Linked DNA regions of Homo sapiens: region 1 is linked to region 2. Evidence: chromatin loops called from intact Hi-C (ENCODE). Cell type or tissue: IMR-90. All regions are shown on one strand. Each heading gives the region's core, and the rest is flanking DNA. Links, peaks and the distances in the headings are about the cores only.

Region 1 (2,913 bases), core at 325-2,824, 250 kb after region 2:
AAGGGAAATCAAGAGACCAAGGCCATGATGACTCAAGCAGTCTCCATGGCTTGGTGGTAAAGGAGTGAATCCTTCCTTACAGCTGATCTTGCCTTTGTATATGTCACATATTGGTCCTGATTAGAAAGGTCTATAGGCTAATTTGTGCAAGACACATTCCTTCTCATTATACCATGATACAGGCCATGTGAAACACCAGATTCAATCTTATAGCCTCTCTGCTGCTGCTAAGTAAGAAACTTCTACTTTTAGTGTCTTTTCTCTCTCAACACAAAAATACTCTGTAAGTCACCCAGATCTGGGTTGCCCATGATTACCAGGCTTTTCCCAATTAGAAATATGACTCATGTTCCATTTTACCAATACATCTCAGGCACAGAACTAGCAAGGAAAGACAAAATTAAAATGTTTCTGTAATTCCAGCCCATCAATTGAAACAAGATGTTTCTGAACTTTTCCCAATGTGAAGAACAAAAAGTAATAGCATTTTGTTTATTTATTTGTGTACAACACTGTGGTCAGGAACTTGTTGCTTCCCCAGGGAAATTGCTTGCAAGCATCACTGAGAAGAGGACTTAACAATTCACACTGATCATTCCCTGTGGTCTGCCATGGCGAGGGTGATACTTTCATGTTTTATAAGCACCAGACAAGAGAGCTGGATCAATTTTCTCTCTCGATATTCTAGTCTCTGTTGAAACGACTCCCTCAGACATCAGCAGCTCCGGGTTCTTTCTAAAAAATAAAGTAAGTACTCTTAGGTCTGTTCACAGTAAGGGACAAGAAGTCCAAAACATATCCCTGCCTTTTACAATTCAGAAATCAACGTGGAGATCTTTCCTACTTTTAGGCAGTACATACAGCTTCGCTGAGGTCTGTGTGTCAAACTTACTGAGAGGAGGACATCGTGGAGACTTATCGTTAATTAGCAATGCTTATGCATGCAAACCTTGGTCAGATGATGTTGTGTTTGGAGAAAAGAGAGAAGAGAATTGAATAAGTACATGACCCCTTGGAAGCTGTTTTCAGTTGAGGATTTTGGTGAGTAGCCACTTGAAATCAAGGGAAATTCCATGAATAGCAGGAGCTGGGAAGAAAGGAAGAGGAGGAAGGATCCCACCACTTTTTTCTTCCCATCTAACACCGTGCTTATGCAAAGCATAGTCCATATGAGATCTGCCTTATAAAAACTTGCTGAATAAAGCGAATGGAAGTTAAATTTTGGACTTTCTTCCATAATAGCTTCAAATTATGGTGACTTTGTTGCCTATAGAGGGCCAGGAAATACATTTCTTTGAGATCCTAGAATCTGAGTGTGTGCTCTACACAGGATGGATAGAGCGAGCCTCTGGCAGTTCCATTTATCCAGAGGCAAAAGCACGCCTGCCACTGGAGGCGCTCTTGGGTTCCAACAAAGAACCTATGTTGCCTAAGGAAACAGTGCTTTCTCTTAAAAGGTACAATCTTGGCTCCTCTGCCATGAAGCGGAATGTTCCTGGACATGTGCTTCAGAGACCTTCCTATTTAACCAGGATACAAGTTACATTGTTATGCAATTCCTCTGCTGAGGCCCTGTAAAAGGAGTGAGTTAGGACAGATGCAGCAAGATATTAGGACAGATTTCGCCCATTATTCAGGCTGCACAACACAGAAGGAAACTTGATTTCAATAAGACCCAATTCTTAACAGTCTTTTCTACCCACTTTTACCCATAACTTTTCCAAATTTGGTTCAAATTGTGCAGAGAAACAATAAAATTTTTAAAAAGGATAAACTGGCTAGTTAAAAGTAAATGGCATTTAATTAAAACAAATCTTGCAAATTCATGAAAAAACAAAAAGCTATGTGATGGTAAACCTTAGGGCAGCGTACAGTGCCACTGTCCTTTGCAGTTTTGAGTGTATTTCATTTGTACATTGGAAGTAGGTACTTGTCATATTATTAACAATTACTCTACTTAGTTGTACACTCAGCATTTGGCATCAGAATAATCTTGTGTAGTCACAGGGTTTTCATTTTCTTTCTGTATTTTTTAAGCATGTTTCTGAGTGGTGGTTCACATAAGCTTTCAATTTTAAATAACACAATCCATTTATTTCACTAGGCGTCTTTATTTGCTTAAAGTGAAGAATCAGAGATTGTCATTGTGTTGTAAATAAGTCTAACCTTTCTTTCCCTTTACAAAAAAAAAAACCTGTGGAACTGAAAGAAATAGAAATTCCAGTAATCTTTTATGAACTCTGTTATTAGAGTGAGTAGAACTAAATCTGTGGGGAAAAAAGGAAAAGGAAATGGAAAAGGTGTTTCAGAGCTTTTACTTTAAGCTATTCTAGTGTCCCCTTCTCTGCTTTCTTTCCACTACCCTGACCCATACCTACCCACAGTGAGAACTGAGCCCGCAGGGCAGCTCAGAAGCTGGGAGGAGAGAAAGAGTGAGAATCTGAGTTATTTTTCCTCAGTGATCTTAAAAGCTCCAGGCAGAAAAGACCCTGCCTATAGAACCTCCCTTTTGCATTTCTCAATTGCATCGGAGAAACTCCTAAATTGCATCAGTGATCCTGAAGCTGTTAAAGTAAAGAATTTTCTGTAGAAGAAAGAAAAGAGAAAGAGAAAGAAAAGGCAAAAACTTAATCATGCCTGGGATCTTTTGAGGTAGAAAAAACTGACAAGAAACAAACTTTCCTTATATTCTAGTGTGTTGGAAAACAGTGGAAGGACTGTTTGCCAAATTGTCTTAGCGGTTCTCAAAGATGGCTGGCCAAATCATAAGAGAATACGCTTAGGTTCGTGTAGTTCTGAGTCCAGCATTGTGGGTGAAGCACAGGTTTCAGCGTAAAGAAATCTGCTGTCTAGAAACCATGGGAAGTATGTCATCCTCTCTTTTCTTTACCATATAGAGATCCTTCATGGATA
Region 2 (2,913 bases), core at 93-2,592:
CTTGGGCTTCGTCTAACTGCTGAAAACTTAGTTTGCTCTTGTAATATAAATAAGCACACTTGGGGCAGGGGGCTACATTTTATTCTTCCCTTAGGCAAAGCATAAAAACAAACAAAACAACCACCATGCCTAAAGTCTCCAAAAAGCTCATAGTTACCACAAGGAAAATATGTCTGCGGAGATTTTATTTATTGAATAGTGGGCAAAGACGTATTTTATGCTACAAAGATCTTCCATAGGGAGAACATATCATGGCAGCTCAGCAGTGGGCTGCGTAAAGTGTTACAGGCATGGAGAGGCAACGGATTTACGTATCAGGTTCATAGATGCATCCTTTATTAATCCAAAGAATCAATGCTGGCCAGGCAGGCTTTGTATTAGACACTGGGCACGCCATATTTCTTGGAGACTTAGAAAATTTCTATTGCCTTTTGATGCTTTGTGACATCATTTTTTTCAAACCACAAATTGGGGTGTGTGTTTTTGTGTGTGCATGTATGTGTGTGTGTCTAGGCAAATAAGCATTACAGTTCAAATGAGTATTTAATAATATTTATAACTTGTAATTTGATACATATAAATGGCACCCTAGAAATATCAAATGGACAACAAAAAAGTACCTTATTATTAATTTTAAAATCTAAAATGCCCTTCTTTTACTATGCGGTCTATATCAGGCCCTCACCTGCTTATCCTCCCCTTTCCCCACTCCCCTGATTTTTTGGCAGAGCAAGAATCTTGCCTTCTCAGACTGTCAGAAAAGTAATCTATTTTTAAATTTTCAGAATTTCAGGTCTCCTGTCATTAAACATGACAGAGGGATTTAGGGAAAGAGAAAGCATTGTTTGAAAAAGAAAGTCAGTTTTTAGTGTGACCTAAATGTATACAAGTCCAATGTTTAGACAACATAGCAGGTTAAAGCTGGATTTTGAACATATTTTCAGAGAGTGCTTTGGCATGCAGCATTTTTGAGAGAGGTGTTATGTAAGTTATCAAAAAGCATACATTTGGGGTAGGACTTTTGTTTTATCCAGAAGCTAAAAATCATCGAGTGTTGTGTTTTAATATGCAGATGACCCTTATTCTGATTTCAGTTTGGAAGCTTGATCAGGAAAGGTCTTTACTGTGGTGTTGAGGACGTCATGTTCTTCAGAAAGAAAGCTGTCTGTTTTTCTTTTCTCCAGAGGAACTGCAGTTTAGGACAGGCATAAAGCTGGCAACATAACCAAGGGCAGAAAAAAAATTCACCCCTATGTTCTATTTGTCAAACTGACCGGCAGGTCACAACCTGAAAGTTTATGGATCGGTGAGGCCTTGTCTCCGCATAAGCATGTTTTCTGGACTTTGGCTGAAGCTAAATTCCTGACTTCTGAAAGAGGGGTGGGTGTGGACTTCCAGCAGGAATAGCCAGTGGGAAGGAAGTAATATTCATTAAGAGTGTCTCATGCAAGCAGTGCGGGGCTAAGCATGCTCAGTGTAAATTCTCCTGGAGCCTGTCAAGCTATGTTTGAACTCGTTCCAGGATAGTGGATTTACTTTTTTTTCCCCACCAGGAAGAATACTCGATTAGACTGCATTTTGCCTTGCTTTTCCTTCTCCCTTTCTCTCTCTTTCTTTCTTTCTTTCTTTCTTTCTTTCTTTCTTTCTTTCTTTCTTTCTTTCTTTCTTTCTTTCTTTCTTTTTCTTTCTCTCTCTCTCTCTCTTTCTTTCTTTCCTTTCTTTTCTTTCTTTCCTCTTTCTCTTTCCTTCTTTCTTTTTTTCTTCTTTCTTTCCTTCCTTCCTTCCATCTTTCTTTTCTTTCTTTCCATTTTTTTTTTCCTCCAGAAGAATGGAAACAGTATTCTTTTCCGATCAGTTCAGTAATACAATGTCCTTCAGTGTCCATATGAGCATTTCAGTGGAGAAGAAAAGAAACTTTGCTACCTGGGAACTGAAGACTACTTAGGTCAGTAAATGCTAATAAAGTTCTTAAAGACTTATGGAGCCAGGAGTTAACTTTTCTTAACTGTTAAGGTAATCTACAGCTAATGTAATTGCCTTTTCAATTAGTGGGTGTACACTGATTTTTTTTTTCCACACAAAAACTATGTTTTTCATGTATTGGAGTGATTTCCCAAACACAGGGAAAATATGTCTTTTGGTTAATTTGCATTTGAAAGAACTTCTTTTTGTATGAAAGGTTCTTTCTCTCTACCACAAATTATGTGTTTTTTAAACAAATATTGTGGTGAGCTGATGTAGCCGTAATGGTCTGAATGTGGATGTGTTGTTCTGTGTTATATTAATTCTTGGCTTGGGTAGGTTTGGTGAAAGTTATTGCTTTTGTTGCTGCCAGAGATGAAAGAGAGTTTGTTTTGTTGTGGATGTTGTTTTGGAACTTTTGGTGAGCTTTGAGGCTGCCTTGGGAGCCCCTTATAGAGAGGAGAGCCATCTCTTTCCACGTTTAATGTGCATTTTTCAAAATATTCAAATTTAACTCTAAGACGGGAGTATAGCTTTTTAAGAATCTGTGTAGGAATAGAGTTTTCTTAAAAATGTAGTTTTGGAGGGAAATGGTTTATAGAAAGGTTTGTAATAAAGAATTTAAATCAAGACTGCCATGGTGAATATAAGCAAAAAATGCAAAAAAATACTGCATGCTATGTACATACTGATTCAGTTTAGGTTAATAATTTTACTTTTTAATTTTAAAAAAGTATACCAGGCCTTAAAGGGCTGTCTTATAATATCAACTGATAACACAGAGGACTCATTGGAGAGATGTTAGGATCTCAGAAAATATCAAGTTAGCAAAGGTGGCCCCTTTAAAAACATCTGAGGACTGAGGTTATGAAACCACATGGCTTCGTGTAGGAGCAGTGCATCCTAGGCTAAAGCACTTTAATTTTATTCAAGAATTTTAAGAGTAAAAGG

The links. A loop is a pair of places that touch in the nucleus more often than their neighbours do. Peaks named below come from ENCODE experiments on the same cell type or tissue, not always from the same donor. Only the 100,000 strongest peaks of a DNase experiment are listed, where the experiment ranks them.
Region 1: a loop joins it to region 2, with 3 times the contacts of the local background. A loop is called at or near these places in 2 of 110 quality-filtered maps.

What each region holds. Positions count from the first base shown.
Region 1 is chr11:122,114,261-122,117,173 of GRCh38, reverse strand. BLID (BH3-like motif containing, cell death inducer) reads left to right here and starts at 959. Exons shown (of 1, transcript NM_001001786.3): 1 at 959-1,834. The coding sequence starts at 1,252. The coding sequence ends at 1,578. The region is part of intron 4 of MIR100HG (mir-100-let-7a-2-mir-125b-1 cluster host gene); the gene reads left to right. In IMR-90, for the core only: a CTCF peak has its summit at 1,394; no DNase peak of the experiment used is centred there; H3K27ac peaks cover 518 bases.
Region 2 is chr11:122,366,528-122,369,440 of GRCh38, reverse strand. All of the region lies in intron 1 of MIR100HG (mir-100-let-7a-2-mir-125b-1 cluster host gene), which reads left to right. Among named protein-coding and RNA genes, the nearest start is that of MIR100HG, 55 kb to the left of the region's middle. In IMR-90, for the core only: no CTCF peak of the experiment used is centred there; a DNase peak (open chromatin) is centred at 1,460; H3K4me3 peaks cover 347 bases; H3K27ac peaks cover 829 bases.